Regions from separate parts of the Homo sapiens genome. Here region 2 is linked to region 1. The links are chromatin loops, found by intact Hi-C in ENCODE. Cell type or tissue: heart left ventricle. All regions are shown on one strand. Links, peaks and the distances in the headings refer to the core of each region. The heading gives the core; the rest is flanking DNA.

Region 1 (8,673 bases), core at 1,967-6,966:
CACCAGCAGGCAAGCCCACCAAATGCCAGTGAAGGAGAGCCAGATATCCATCCTCAGGGAGCCCTAAAAACACCGAGCAATTGTGGGCAATGGTGACTTCGTTATCTAATGGGTTCAGATAGTGCTTTCTCAAAGAAACTTTCATGAAAAAGGAACTAATTTTGAGAAGTGATCTGCAAGAACAGGGCCTGTGGTGAAATTTGTGTGGTGAATACAATTCTCTCCTTCTTATAGGCCCAGTGCCCCCAGCATCTTAACGCTCTGTGAGGTCATGGTGCAAGGCAACTGTTTAACTTCGAGTTTCTCACACTTACTTGACAGCTTCATTTTTCTTTAATAAAACCTATTTAACATCTCAAGAAACTAGTGTTCCAGTGGTCACAATCAGAAAATGGGAGGGAGCTGGCTTTTCAGACATTTTAGCTCTAAAGGAGGTAATTTATGATGATCTGGGAAGCCTTCCCTTCCTTCTTTTCCTCAGCTATCCTTCTGCCAGAAAAAATAAATAAATAAATAATGAAATAAAAATAAACCTATACTTTATAGGAATTACAGCCTTAAAGTAAAAGGACAAAATTACAATGGCAGATTTTGAGGCTCTGGCCAGCGACATGGGAAGGCAGAAGAACAGGGCCGTGAAATCTTTGTCCTCTGTCATTTACTGAAGATCTAACCTTCAGCAAGTTTCTTAACTTTTCTGGGCCCTAGGTCCCTGTTCTGTGAACGGATCAAATGAATTACTAAGTAACAAGTGCTTAGACCAGCACCTGAAAGATTCATAGCATCCAAATAAACTTCCATATTGTTAATGGCCTTTATTATCTGAAAAGATGTGAATTTAGTGATTTTTCCACGCACATGGTAACTTGAGGATCTCATGACTTAGTAATACAGTCCTTTATGTACATAATTGTGGAGCAAAATGGACAAAGGACAGAAGAGAGACAGTAGGCACTAGGAAAGTTTACAAAGGGAAGGACTCGTGTGTGCCTCAGGTTCACTGGGAGTGGGAAGGTTAGCTGGGTCAAGCATGAGCAGAGAGGAAAGTAAGTGCAGTCCTAGGGCAGGAAAAGCATCAGTCAGCAAAGGCCTGCAGGTGCCAATGAGCACAGCCCAAGCCTAATTAACTCTGCTCCATGTGAGCAGAGAGTTTGTTCCAAGAAGATTGCTGTTGACAAGACACCAAACCAACCACTGGGAGTTGGCGGCTTTGTTGATGTTTGGCTGAGGAATAGAGTCATCTCCAGGTCCTGGAGATAACGAGAAGTGACAGACGATCTGTTGAGCAGAATGGAGCATTTGCTTCCCCAGCTTGCAACATTTGCTTCCCTGCTGTATCTGTGAGGGCCCCTCCTCAAAGTCCCTCCAAGGCTGGGTTGGTTGAGAACCATGTCTTTGCAAGAAAAAGAAACCTACTGAGGCCCGTTCAAGAGTCAGAGTTTCTTGGGAAGATTTGGGGGTGTCTTGGAGAAGGCAAAAGCAAGAAGGTCAGCTGGGCCTTGGGAAAAACTGGAAAAACACCTAGTGCCAGGGCAGGCGCTCTGTCTCTGTCTCTCTGACTTTTTCTCTTTCATTATCTCTTTCTCTCTGAATCAATCTGGATTCTCTATTCCAGTCTCTCTCTCCCTGTGTGTCTGAGCTTATATTTCTTTGTCTCTCTCCATCTCTTTGTGAATGTGTTTTCCCTTTTTGCCTCCTCCCCCCATCTTTACTCAGTCTCTTGCTTCCTGTGTGTCTCTCTCTTCCTCCTCTCTTGTGTGTGTGTATCTGTGTTTCTGTGTGTCTCGCTCGGTGTCTTTCTCTCTGTTTCCCTGTCTCTGTGTGTGTGTCTCTGTGTCTTTCTCCCTGTTGAATGTATGTGATTTTCTCCCTGTCTCTCCCCATCTCCTCTCTCCATCCTCACCCTTTCTGTCACCACCTCAACCCTCGAGGTGGTGAGAGAAAGAAAATTACCACCTCAACCCTGGAGTCTACTTGACCTCTTAGTTCCAACGCCCAGTGATAACTCCCTTTCAAGATGACCATTCCTGGTCTAACAGTTTCAGCCAAGGAGAGTCACCAAGATAGCTTCAGGGGTCCATTCCTTCATCTAAGAAGGGGTCTGGGATGGACACTCACCCTAAAGTGTGGCTCCTACAGCAGGACAGAACTGCATGGTGAAAAGAGTACTCAATTCGAAGTCAGGTGATTGGGTCTCCTATTAGCACTGTGTGGTCTGAGGCCAGGAACTACCCTGCTGTGTCTAAAATATTCCAGCTAGAAAATGAGGAATTGGATAAGGTACCCTGTTACAAATACTTCTAGCCCCCCAAATTCTATGATATTCTACTTACAAAACAGGTATAGAGGCCAGGCGCAGTAGCTCATGCCTGTAATCCCAGCACTTCGGAAGGCCAAGGAAGGAGGGCAAATCACCTGAGGTCAGGAGTTCAAGACCAGCCTGGCCAACATGGCAAAACCCTATCTCTACTAAAAATACAAAAATTAGCCAAGCGTGGTGGCAGGCGCCTGTAATCCCAGCTACTCGGGAGGCTGAGGCAAGAGAATTGCTTGAACGCGGGAGGTGGAGGTTGCAGTAAACTGAGATTGCACCATTGCACTCCAGCCTGGGTGACAGAGAGAGACTCTGTCTCAAAAAAAAAAAAAAAAACATAGAGACTAGGAAAAACAGAGAACGTGGAAAATGGCAAGGAAGCAGAACATTTAAAAAAGAGAAAATCATGTCCTGTAAGCAAGAGTTGGTAAGAACTGTCTCTAGAGCAAGGGGCTGTTATTCCTGAGATGCCAGAGAAGGGGATCTGTGGTTCCTGAAGTTCAACGTGCCTCATCTGCAGAGGCTGTTTTAGGTGCAGATTCCCAGGTCCATCCCAGACGGTCTGATTCAGTAAGTCACCCCCAGTGACTCTGGTGCAAGGGGTCTCAGAACCACCCTTGAGAAATGCTGAGTGAGACTTTTCAAAGGATTAGAGCTGCCTTACTAGGAACTGGGCTTTCTGTGGAGGGCAGTCTTCTCCCTGCCTTTGAGGGCACACAAGAAAGGCAGGGCTACCCTTCTCATTCTCTATTTCTCTAGCACTCTGAAGTTCTAACAGAAACAAGACTGCACTGGGAGCTGAAGATCCAAGTGGGGAAAGGTTTCAATGTCTACCTCTTTCTCTGGGCTTCACTCTTTAAACTAGAGGCCATACACATCAGAGAAATGCAAATCAAAACCACAATGAGATACCATCTCACACCCGTTAGAATGGCAATCATTAAAAAGTCAGGAAACAACAGGTGCTGGAGAGGATGTGGAGAAATAGGAACACTTTTACACTGTTGGTGGGACTGTAAACTAGTTCAACCATTGTGGAAGTCAGTGTGGTGATTCCTCAGGGATCTAGAACTAGAAATACCATTTGACCCAGCCATCCCATTACTGGGTATATACCCAAAGGATTATAAATCATGCTGCTATAAAGACACATGCACACGTATGTTTATTGCGGCACTATTCACAATAGCAAAGACTCGGAACCAACCCAAATGTCCAACAACGATAGACTGGATTAATGTGGCACACATACACCATGGAATACTATGCAGCCATAAAAAAAGATGAGTTCATGTCCTTTGTAGGGACATGGATGAAGCTGGAAACCATCATTCTCAGCAAACTATCACAAGGACAAAAAACCAAACACCGCATGTTCTCACTCATAGGTGGGAACTGAACAATGAGAACACATGGACACAGGAAGGGGAACATCACACATTGGGGCCTGTTGTGGGGTGGAGGGAGGGGGGAGGGATAGCATTAGGAGATATACCTAATGTTAAATGACGAGTTAATGGGTGCAGCACACCAACATGGCACATGTATATATATGTAACCAACCTGCATGTTGTGCACATGTACCCTAAAACTTAAAGTATAATAAAAATATACACATATTAAAAAATAAATAAATAAATAAATAAATAAACTAGAGGCCATACATCTTATCTCCAGAGAAGAGAAGGGAGGATACAAGAGTCAATTAATCCTCCTGTGCCTCTTCCATTACAGCTGAGCTTTTAAAGACTGGACTCTGGGTCAGTGGGAATGCCTCCGAGATACGTTCTGGGCTGAAAAATAAAGTACTACCCTCTCATTGAAGCCTTCAAATTCCTCCAGCTTCCATGCATCTCCCTCCTCTGAGGATCCATAGCACCTGGGCTAAGTTGGTACCAATCAGCACCTGGGGTTTTATGTGGCTTGAGAAGAACCCAGACATATCTGAATTTCTATTTTAACAGGGGACTCAAGAATTCACAAAGCACCTTCACACCAACCATCCATTTAATCTCAGTAATCTCATGGAGCTGATTGTGTACCTGATGGAAAGACTGAGGATCCAAGAGGCTGGGCTGGAAAAAGGGCAGAGCTGGAGGAGAATGTAGGCCTCTGCCTCCCTCTTCCTTCCATGTCCTCATTCCATTTCCTCCAGGAAAGCTGTGGCTTGGAGAGATGGGCGGGTGGGAGGGGAGCACTCCACCTCATGAGGGCTGGAGCTGGGACCAGGAGGGAGTGGGTTGTTGTGGTAGCAAGTGGATGGAGCAGTGTGCTTGTTAGGCTGATGGCCCTGTCTCAGAAGCAAGGGGAAGAGGTAATCAGCTGGGATAGAAAGCTGGGAGAAAGAGGAGGCAGCAAGACAGAGTGGGGGACAGTATGGATTTGGGTGTCAGGAAACCTGGAACCTACATGTGTGACCTGAAGCAAGACTCTACTTCTCCACAGGTGAAGGTTGCCTCAGTTTCTGCACCTGTACATTGAGGAGGTTACATTCACTGTTCTCCAATGTACCTTCCTCCTCTAACACTTGGGCTTGTCCATCACTGGCTGCCTCCCTGACTCTCTACCGAGCCACTATCAGCAGAAGGCTGAATAACATGCGCCAATATGACCCAAAGACCACAGAAATTCCCTAGACTTTTAGGATAACTCTGTTGCTGTCCTATTCCACTTCCCACCCACCACAGCCAGAAAGTTTCCTAGAAGCCTCAAAATTCTCAGGTCACACTGGATGGCAGGCAATGCTGCAAAAAGCTACAGTGACAAAAACTGACCAGAAGATGGAGCCAAATGCCCTGGAATCCGAAACAGTTTTATTTGTCGAATTTTTAATTCTAGGGCTACAGAGCAGAAACTAAAGCCACAAAGGCAGTAAGAGATGTACTCAAGGTCCCCCATCTGCTCAGGGGCAGGGCTGGGAACCACGCCAATCTCTGCGGTCCCACACGTAATTCTACAGTGTCTGTTTCAAAGGTATAGGTGGTTCTCTAGAGAGACCCAAAGTTTTCTTCTAGACAGAGGTTCCAGACTCAAGGTCAGAAAACTCAGGCTGCTTAGGGCAGTGGAAGGAGCACTGTGCTGGGAGTCAAGGGACCCTGGTCTGAGTCTGACCCTGCTCTGATTCCCTGTGTGACACTGAGCACTCTCTCCACCCACCCTGGGGTGACATCAGCCCTTTGGCCAGAGCTTGTCCTATGCCTCACCACTCAGTTCACTTCTGCCCTGGGATTTAGCAGCTCTGGGGCCCAACCCAGCTCTCCTATGACTCCTGACATGACCTCTGGCAAGTTCCTTCACCCTCCAGGACTCAGTTTCCCTGTGTGCTCTCAGAGTACTGGGTCCAAGACCACAGTCTGATGCCTTTTACCAGCACTCCTGCCAGCTCCTTGTCACTGCTGCTGCTGTCCGTCTCACTGCCTTTGTCCTCCTGCCAGGGAGACATCATGTCCACATGAGGGTCCTGGGGCTAGGCTAGGTCCTCCCACCATATCTGGAGCCCCCACTGCATTCAGAGGACCTCCCCCTTCCCCAGACCCAGCTAGGTATGGAACATGCACAGGGCACTAAACAGGAAAACAAGTTATTATAGGGAGCTACGCTGAGAAGCAATGACAGAGAAGTATGACCTGGGACAGTGAAGGAAACATGGCACTGGGGAAACAGATACTTTAGTCCAAATTCCGACAGTAGCTTTTAGAAGCCTACGGCCTTAACCTAATTCACCCTAAAATATAAACAGCTGCTATCAGATACTTTCCAGAGAGCGTGATAAAGGTAGAAGGAGGGAGAGGGCCCCAGGCATTGAGGAGCTGAAAGGAGAGGATAGAGGAGAAAGAAGCAACCAGAGAAAATCTGTGGGAGTGGAAGGGGAAAACTAACTTTTCCTACCTTAGGACATCTCCAAAGCTGCTCCAACCAGAAGGCAACGACACAGGTTAAAGAGATGTTTCCTTGGAAGATACATGTCCAGAGAGAAAGGAGAATGTTTTCTGGGAATACCACTTCTTAGACACCGGACTTAGACAAATGACTCTTTGATGGAGCGGGAACTCTTTCCCCAACTCTGCTCGGAATCAGCAGCCAAGTTCCTCAGCTCTGGAGAAAGGAACAGTGGCCATAAAGTCACCACTGCCCTATGAAGCCACAGTCCCTTTTCCCAGGCCTCTCAGCCCAACTTGTTAATTTCTATAGGTGGGTTTTGAATCCATCCATATAGCTATTTAATGTTGATTGGTTTATTCATGAAGCACCAAAGTCACTTCAGATGGCCAATAGCACTGTTCCTGGGTCCTCTTATCCCTGAGCAAAGCCAGCTTCTCCTCTTCCCAGGACACCTACTTACTAGGATCAGCCCGACCTGGGCAGCGCAGTCACTCCAGCAAGACATCCATACGGGCTGGTGGCTATGACCAATAAGCCTCACCTCCTGACTGTTCTGACCCAGTAGGGGTCCAGGAGACTCACCACCTTCTCCACCTCTGCTGCTCCTCACGGAGGTTACTCTGCAGCTTCCCCTTCTCTTTCCGCGGCGTCTTCTTGTAATCATCTTTGCCAAACCCTGGAGGGGATGATGGAGAGAAAACAGATTCAGGTGAGAGGCTGGCTTAACAACACAACCTGCAGTGATCAGGATCTGCTTCCTCTTTATCCACCTCCCATCCTCCCTCTCCTCACTCTTATAAGTGTATCAGGTTTTTTCAGCTTTCTTAAAACACTTTCACATCTATTATATTATTCAATTAGAGCCTCATTGCCACTTTCCAAGGTGGGCAGGGAAGGGATTAGGAACCCATTTTACAGAAGAAGAAACTGAGGTCCACAGAAGGAGGGAGACATTTCTAAAATGATACAAGAAAACTGTTGCCATGGGACTAGAACCTCAGACTCCTTCCTCCCAGTCCTGCCAAGTAGGGCAGGACTATGAATGAGGGAAACATCCCAGCTCACACATCAACATTGACTGGTGGTGCTATAGTTAAGAACACCCCAGGAAAGACCCGGAGCCCCTGCTAAGCACTGCACAGCCTGGGGTCAGCCTTTGGGGTTCCTGTGGGCTATCAGAATGGGTATGCGGTCACCTGATATAATGTAATGACACAAGCGTAACCAGATGATGCATGTACATATGACATGCATGAGCTAGTGCATCTGAAATTCAACAATTTACAGATGTAAGTTCCCCAGTGGCCATTTATTTCTGCTCATAGTTCGCATGGCCTCTGACCCCAGTATTGTTTATCTGTAGTTCCAGACTACCTGACAGACAACATTTTCTGTAGATCCTAATCCAGATTTCTGGCAACTCTGGAGATAGTTTCCTGCTGATAAGCCCCCTTCTTCCACTGCACCCCAAGTCACAGCCCCCTGAAGAACATGCCTAGGATACAGAGAAAACAATCTCATATAAGCAGGAACACAGAAACTCACACCTTAGGACAGAATTCGTCTCAACTGAGATGTATTGCTTCTGTGTACATCAACCTGAGAACAAAGAATAATAGCAGCTGACATCTTCCTGGGACATTCTGATACAGACAGCTGGTTTATGAACATTATCTTACCTGAGGAGCACTCAGCCCTATGAGATAAACATTGTTAGCCCATTTGATAAATGAAGAAATGGAGGCTCATAGGGGTTAGAGGAATTTCCCAAGCACTCACAGGGAGTCAGCGGCCACACAGAGTTCTTCAGATATCTCCCGACAAAAGACAGAGTTGGGTCAGGCCCAAGGTGGGGTACAGAATCAGGCCCCTTTGAAGCTGCATATACCTCCTTGTTCTCCTATCTTATGTCTCCCTCATCAAGGCCTTGGCCTCAAAGAGCCCACAAGCCTGAAGGGCTCCCCTCCATAGGGAAGGCTTCACCATGGTGCTCCGCACACAGACCCCCCCACAGGGAGGGTGTCTCCAGCCCGGGGAGCACAGGTTCCGGGGACCCACAGCCCTGATACCTTGTTTCAGAGGAGGGATGACAACCATCTAGAGTCTACACCTCTATTCTTCATAAATCCACCCAGCCCTGAACTCCACAAGCACAGCTGTGCTGGATGAGCAAGTGTGTTCCTTCTCAGCCTGGATTGTTTTATTCTTTCCTAAGAATGCCGACACCTCCCCGCTGCCACCTTCAACAGAAAACTTGCCCAGAGCAGAGAGCACAGGGCATTAAAAATGGGACTGCAGATGGTGAGGACTGGAAGAACAGTTATATAAGGGAAAACTGAGGCCCAAGGAGGCAGGGAGGTGCTCAAAATCTGTTAGGGAGTTGGAGAACTCAGGGAAGAACCCAGGTCCCACACTTGGCTATGCATCTGCTCAGCCCCCCGACATCTCTGGATCACAGGAATCAGTTCACAGCCCCC
Region 2 (6,381 bases), core at 1,382-6,381, 79 kb after region 1:
TTGGCTCCCTGTTGCATAAAATTTGTCAGAATGAAATAGAATCATGGCATTTCAGAATTGGAAGAGTCCTTAGAGATTATCTCATCCAGTCCCTTATTTGACAGAGGAGAAAACAGAAACCCAGAGAGAATGCTGCTTGCCAAGGTCGTACAGCTAGTTAGTGGCAAAGCTAGGACCAAAATCTAGGTCTGCTATTTACCAATTCATTGCTTTTTCTGCTGTCTCTGTGTGAGATTTTTAGGTACTGTTCCATCTAATTACTCCCCAATGTCAGCACCAATTATTCTAATTAACATCTATTCATTCTGGAACATACGCACTTTCACCCCATTATGAATCTCAGTTGGTTAAACTTTGTATCTGGCTTTCTTTTAGGTTCTCTACTCACATCTTTTAATCTTGAAGACTAGAAAATATAACTGGATCTACCACTTGTTTGGAAAATTTCTCTACCAAGCAATAAATTACCCGCTGTGCTTTTGTTGTAGTGTAGAAGTTTTTGAGTTCTCCAAATCTAAACAAGATTTTGTCCCATTTTCCCATGAAGCTACATTGTTGCTTATTCACTTTAGTGGCAAGTATTATTGTGCCAGCTGCTTTTGTTTTGGAAGATGTGGACTTCGACCAAATGGTTTCACTGGAAGCAAATCGTAGTTCTTACAATGCATCCTTTCCCTCAAGCTTTGAACTCTCAGCAAGTTCCCACTCGGATGATGATGTCATCATAGCCAAAGAGGGAACTAGCGTTTCAATTGAGTGTCTTCTCACAGCCAGTCACTATGAAGATGTCCATTGGCACAATTCAAAAGGACAGCAACTGGATGGCAGAAGCAGAGGTAATTGGTCAGGGTATAATTAATCAAGGTTACTCATTTCCTGTTCTGTCTTCTTATTTTTTAACACGTTAAACAAAAAGTCTCAAAGATAAGGTGCCAAGGTGAATAGTTTAAAACATTTGAAAGGTCTGGAGTGTTGTACCTATCAGAAAATGCAAAGTAATTATAATTGTTTAACCAGAAGAAGAAAAAAAAGAATCATTCTAAATTTAAAAGATGTTCACATGATGACAATGAGCTATTTTCTCTCCTGATCAGTTGGTTTTCTTCTTCATTGAAGGTAGAGTAAATCAGGGCTGCTGCATACAGCTGTACAGGTGGTATACAACACAACTCTGGGAGCACCCTTCACCTAGACTACTATGTCAGTAGTACAGTGTGGTGGCCCTGTGTGAATACATCCAGAAGGTTTTTGGCTAGACTTAAGAAAATTTGTTATAAATAAAAAAGTTTTGCTCTGAAATTAGTTACTATAAACTTTAGAGGAAATCCAGGACATTTTTGAAAATGAGTATCAATCTGTGCATAAAACTTTGACGTCAGGTCTCAGAGAATTAGAAGGGCACTATGGAACTTGTAAGCCCTTCCAGCTCTTTTTTTTTTTTTTTTTTTTTTGTATTCTATACCTTAATTTACTGGAAATGAGAAATTTTTTTTTGCATTTTTTGTTTATGTCTTAAAAATCACATAAACATAGTGTGTTCAAGGTCTACTTTTTGACAGATTTTTATTTAATTTTCCTATTCATGGATCTGTGAATATATCTTAATCCAGACTACTCCTAACCAGTGTTCTGTTATAAAGATCTTTTTGATGAGTACTTGAGTTATAATGGACCTCAAAAAGAAATCACCATGAAAAGCCAAAGGGATGAAGCTTAAATTCTAAGATCCTCACAAGCTACACTTTCAGAAATTTTTTTGTTAGGAAGATAGTGTAGCCTTCTGAAATAGAAAAGGATATTGGTTATTCATATTAGGCTGGAAAACACAAAAGGAGACAGGTGATACTTCCTTCAGACATATGCACTATTTTAATCTATAGACTGAGTGACTAGTCACCAAGGGATTGAAGAGTTTGAATTGTTAGGGTATTTTTAATCAGCATGTTTAAAATACATAACTATTGAATTAGAGTGATACCTGGAATGTGTACTTTGAACATGATTTGGGGTTCCATATTTGAACCCACTGAACCAGACTCCTATCTTCTCTGGGCTCTACGATATCCTGACCAAACACCTCTGAGATCTGAATTATTCATTCAGTGTCATCACTGTAGACTGACTGCATAAACAAAGCCTTAGGTTAAAACAAGACCAGCCAAGTGGAATGGCAGTTTTATTTTTCTATTTTGCCTTTACTTTGAAAACCACTAACATCTATCATTGATGCTTTCAGCAGCAGCTCTGGAAAATTGTATTAAATTTTATGAATCTCAAGTGAGAGGAGTTTAAAGAGCATGTCAGTCTAGTATAAGGTTCATAAATCTTGAGCTATTATCAGCAAGTGAGCTAGAGAGTTTAGATTGTGGTTGTAGTGCAATGGTTGATGAATGGAGTCTTTGTAGTTCATCATACCTTGGATTCAAGTGGTGTCGTTTTCATAGCTCTAAGTTCATAGAACAGAAGCTTATGGAAAATGGCTATATTCATAACTACATGTTTTCCTCTTTTTGTATTAGTGAAGTGATGGCTTTTAAATATATTAATACCTATAGGATTGAGATAAGTTTGGATGATGATGAAAATGGACAAAATCCAGAGTGCTTACTAATTTATGTGCCACTAAAATAATCCAGAACCATAGAATCTTGGGGATGAAAGAGATTTTGAAGATTGGGCACTCAAGTAATGCTTAACAAGCAGTCCGCTAACCTCCTCTGGGACACCTCCTCTAGTCATTGGAATGCATCCCCACACTGCAGGTTAGCCCATCCTTCCCATCTCTGAATGGCTTTCATAGTTAAAGCACAGAGTGCTTTGGGAATGTATCACAAAAGTAGGAATTATGCAGTCAGAGCCAAGTTATTGAAGGATGTGAATCAAGATGCGTAGTCAATATGCTTTGCTTTTCTTACACTTGTATACTTCTATATACGTGTTCCCTGAATGAAAATACCTTCACGTGTGGAAGAGAGGCAGTATGTTTTAGGTTGAAAATGGAAGCATAGGCATCTTAAGGGCAACTTTATTCTTTTTGCCAAGCTTTTCATTTACCATGACTTGTGAGATGTATTTTTTGGCCTGTGCTTCAGTTACTCTTGCCAGAAAATCAACAAAAGTTTCTTAACAACAACAACAAAAAATTGATATGTGCAAGGCATACCAGATTAGGCAGTTACTTCAACAAATGCATTAAATTGCTAGGATTTTTTAAAATAATTTCTTCTTGTTATATAATTTCACTATGGAAAGTGAGCAAACACAGTTAGAAGAAAATAAAAATTACTCATAAAAATTTAAAATACTGTTATTTTAAACCATTGTTTTATATTTCTGAGACATACCCTCATAGTATATGAAAATGTATTGGTTGCAATGTGATGTAGACGGACACATATGTATAAACTATAAGCTTTTTTTATGATTAGTCATTTAGCATTTTATAGACATACCTGTTTCACAGAAAGGCTTTTGAAGTCTAGCAGTGAAAAGGAAGCTATGTTAATTATTAGTGTCATGAAGGAAGATCTTGATTTCCTTTTAAGATCCAAGCTAATTAAATTCTGACTCTGGACCTCACAGTCTGCCCTTTTTTTACATGATTTAAACAAATGGTAGAATCTAACAAATCAGCTAAGTTAAAGTACTTTGATAAAGAGGTGGAATATGGATAAGGCAGCGGGCATATTTAGTAATCTTTTTGCTATAATTTTTTTTTCATTTCTGTTCAATTATCAGGTGGAAAGTGGTTGGTTTCTGATAACTTCCTAAACATCACCAATGTAGCTTTTGATGACCGTGGGCTCTATACCTGTTTCGTCACCTCTCCAATTCGTGCCTCCTACTCTGTCACCCTACGTGTTATCTTCACCTCGGGAGACATGAGTGTCTATTACATGATTGTTTGCCTGATTGCCTTTACAATCACACTCATCTTGAATGTCACACGGCTGTGCATGATGAGCAGCCATCTTCGCAAGACTGAGAAGGCTATCAATGAGTTCTTTAGAACTGAAGGGGCTGAGAAACTTCAGAAGGCCTTTGAGATTGCAAAACGTATCCCCATCATTACCTCAGCCAAAACTCTGGAGCTCGCCAAAGTCACACAATTTAAGACCATGGAGTTTGCTCGTTATATTGAAGAACTGGCAAGAAGTGTCCCTCTTCCACCTCTTATTCTAAACTGTCGAGCCTTTGTTGAGGAGATGTTTGAGGCTGTGCGAGTGGACGACCCTGATGACCTGGGTGAAAGAATTAAAGAGAGACCTGCCTTGAATGCTCAAGGTGGCATCTATGTCATTAACCCAGAGATGGGACGGAGTAATTCACCAGGAGGAGATTCAGATGATGGCTCTCTGAATGAACAAGGCCAGGAAATAGCAGTTCAGGTTTCTGTCCACCTTCAGTCAGAAACCAAAAGTATTGATACAGAGTCTCAAGGCAGCAGTCATTTCAGTCCACCTGATGATATAGGATCTGCAGAATCTAACTGTAACTACAAAGATGGGGCATATGAAAACTGTCAGCTGTAACCTACAATGCTGTAACCCAGTACCTACAAAATCAGCTCGCTCTCAGAAAAGGAACCTGTTTCTTAGAAGAAGTAACATTTTTGCCAAAAGATGACTGGGGTTTTCCGTTTGTTAATATTAAGCACATCAGAACGTGAATTGCCAAAGTCTTCATTAGAAGGCAGCATTTTTCCTCTCTGATACTTTTCAGTCATTTTCCTTAGAGCTTTATTAAATTATGCATGCTAAGATTTAAAGGAGCCCCAGATAAACATGATGGGGAAAAGCACTGAACTAAGAGTCCCATGGTTTCTCTTCTGGTCACAGTTCTTCCATTGGTTGGATCTGATACTTATCTTGGGACTTCAGTTTTTCCGTCAATAAGATGAGGGATTAGGTGAGATCTGAAGTTGTTTCTAGCTCTATAGCTTCTTAACCCATCACCTTTAAATTACCAGAATCTTCACTCATCTCTAAGTAAACCTTTCCCGGGACTTTTACTCGCTTCTTTTGGAAAGGATTAAGCTGAGATCTAAATTTCCACACCAATGTCATAATGCACAGAGGTTTTTGAAAAACATCTGAGTGTTTTTCAGATGTTTTGCCATGTGGAGCATATAATGATATGTGCAAGATTGAATCTTTTCAATGTAGCACATGTCTGTAGGGTTATACAGATGTCAGAGAGCTAACTGCTCTGTAAACTACTTTCCATGAGTAAATTGGTCCTTGGTGGGGGTGTATCATATTTTTAACTTACTGAGATATCATTTTAGTTCATTGAGGTTGGCAGGGATTGCCTAACTGATCTTCCAAAGTGAGCAGTTTATTTCTAAGGTATAACGTCTTTGATGCTTTTAGAATAAGAACAGTGTCAAATCATCTGTCTTCTGGAAAATCATGGATTTTCATATTTCTGTTAACAGAATTTCTCAGGCTTTCCCTTTTTAAAAGTATTGGACTCTACAAATAGGTTCTATATTTGGGATCTCATCCTAGGAGAAAACCCAAAACTGGATTCCTCTTAAGACCTCTGTCAACCCTCCTGCCCTTTGTGGTCTTAGGTATGGTGCTATAGGTTGCATGCGTCTTTATCTTGTTTGTTTGGTTAATATTTTGTTGTTGAGGTTTTTATTTTTGTTTACTTCAGATACATAATTCTGAGCTATGGCTGCTTTTGTAGCCTTTCCAAGAAGCACTAACCTGAAATAAGATTAGATAATTGTGAGGGTGTGTTACTATATTAAAATACACACACAACTGATCTAGACATCAAGAGGAAGAAAAATGATGGATGATGCCACCTGCTTCAACTGTATATAATAAACACTTATGATGACATTTCTTGCCTGGCTGAGATCTGATATAATGGAATTGTAAATACTCTTCAGAACAATTTCTTCAGCTACAGGAAGCGTGGTGCCATATAATTTTAAGAACTTGGCAGTGGAGCTCCATTTGGGGCTTCACGTTTCTTCATATGACTTCTGATTATTGAAGCATTACTTCAGCTAGAGGCTCCTGAGGGAAATGTTCAGAGGAGGTTTTATCAGGATTTTAATTTAAGGTTTCAAACAGGGGAAGACAGGAAATTCAAAGCGTGACGGGATAAAACTCATGCCTCCCTTTGTCCAGGCTTATCAGAAGTAATACATCTGCTCTGAATAGCATGAATGAATCAATGTGCAGTTTTATCAGATGGCATCATGGATAAAGATGATAATGCTGCCTTTTCTGTCTCTCAGGCTGTTTCCATGGAAACCTCTAGAGCCAAATAAAAGCTAACCAATCATTTAGCCAAAGCTTGCCTTGGCTCATAGACTGGTATTTCTTTAAGGAAAATTGTTTTTATATATTTGACTATAAGAGC

Evidence for each region. A loop is a pair of places that touch in the nucleus more often than their neighbours do. Peaks named below come from ENCODE experiments on the same cell type or tissue, not always from the same donor. Only the 100,000 strongest peaks of a DNase experiment are listed, where the experiment ranks them.
Region 2: a loop joins it to region 1, with 3 times the contacts of the local background. A loop is called at or near these places in 8 of 110 quality-filtered maps.

The regions. Positions count from the first base shown.
Region 1 is chr5:153,969,485-153,978,157 of GRCh38, forward strand. It overlaps LOC107986464 (a long non-coding RNA gene), which reads right to left and starts at 4,479. Exons shown (of 3, transcript XR_001742937.1): 1 at 4,357-4,479. It overlaps LOC107983980 (a long non-coding RNA gene), which reads right to left and starts at 7,705. Exons shown (of 3, transcript XR_001742534.1): 1 at 7,571-7,705; 2 at 6,779-6,872; 3 at 4,550-6,409. In heart left ventricle, for the core only: a CTCF peak has its summit at 5,090 (motif pointing right); no DNase peak of the experiment used is centred there.
Region 2 is chr5:154,049,182-154,055,562 of GRCh38, forward strand. MFAP3 (microfibril associated protein 3) reads left to right here. Exons shown (of 3, transcript NM_005927.5): 2 at 376-836; 3 at 3,739-6,381. The coding sequence starts at 542. The coding sequence ends at 4,532. Among named protein-coding and RNA genes, the nearest start is that of MFAP3, 13 kb to the left of the region's middle. In heart left ventricle, for the core only: no CTCF peak of the experiment used is centred there; no DNase peak of the experiment used is centred there.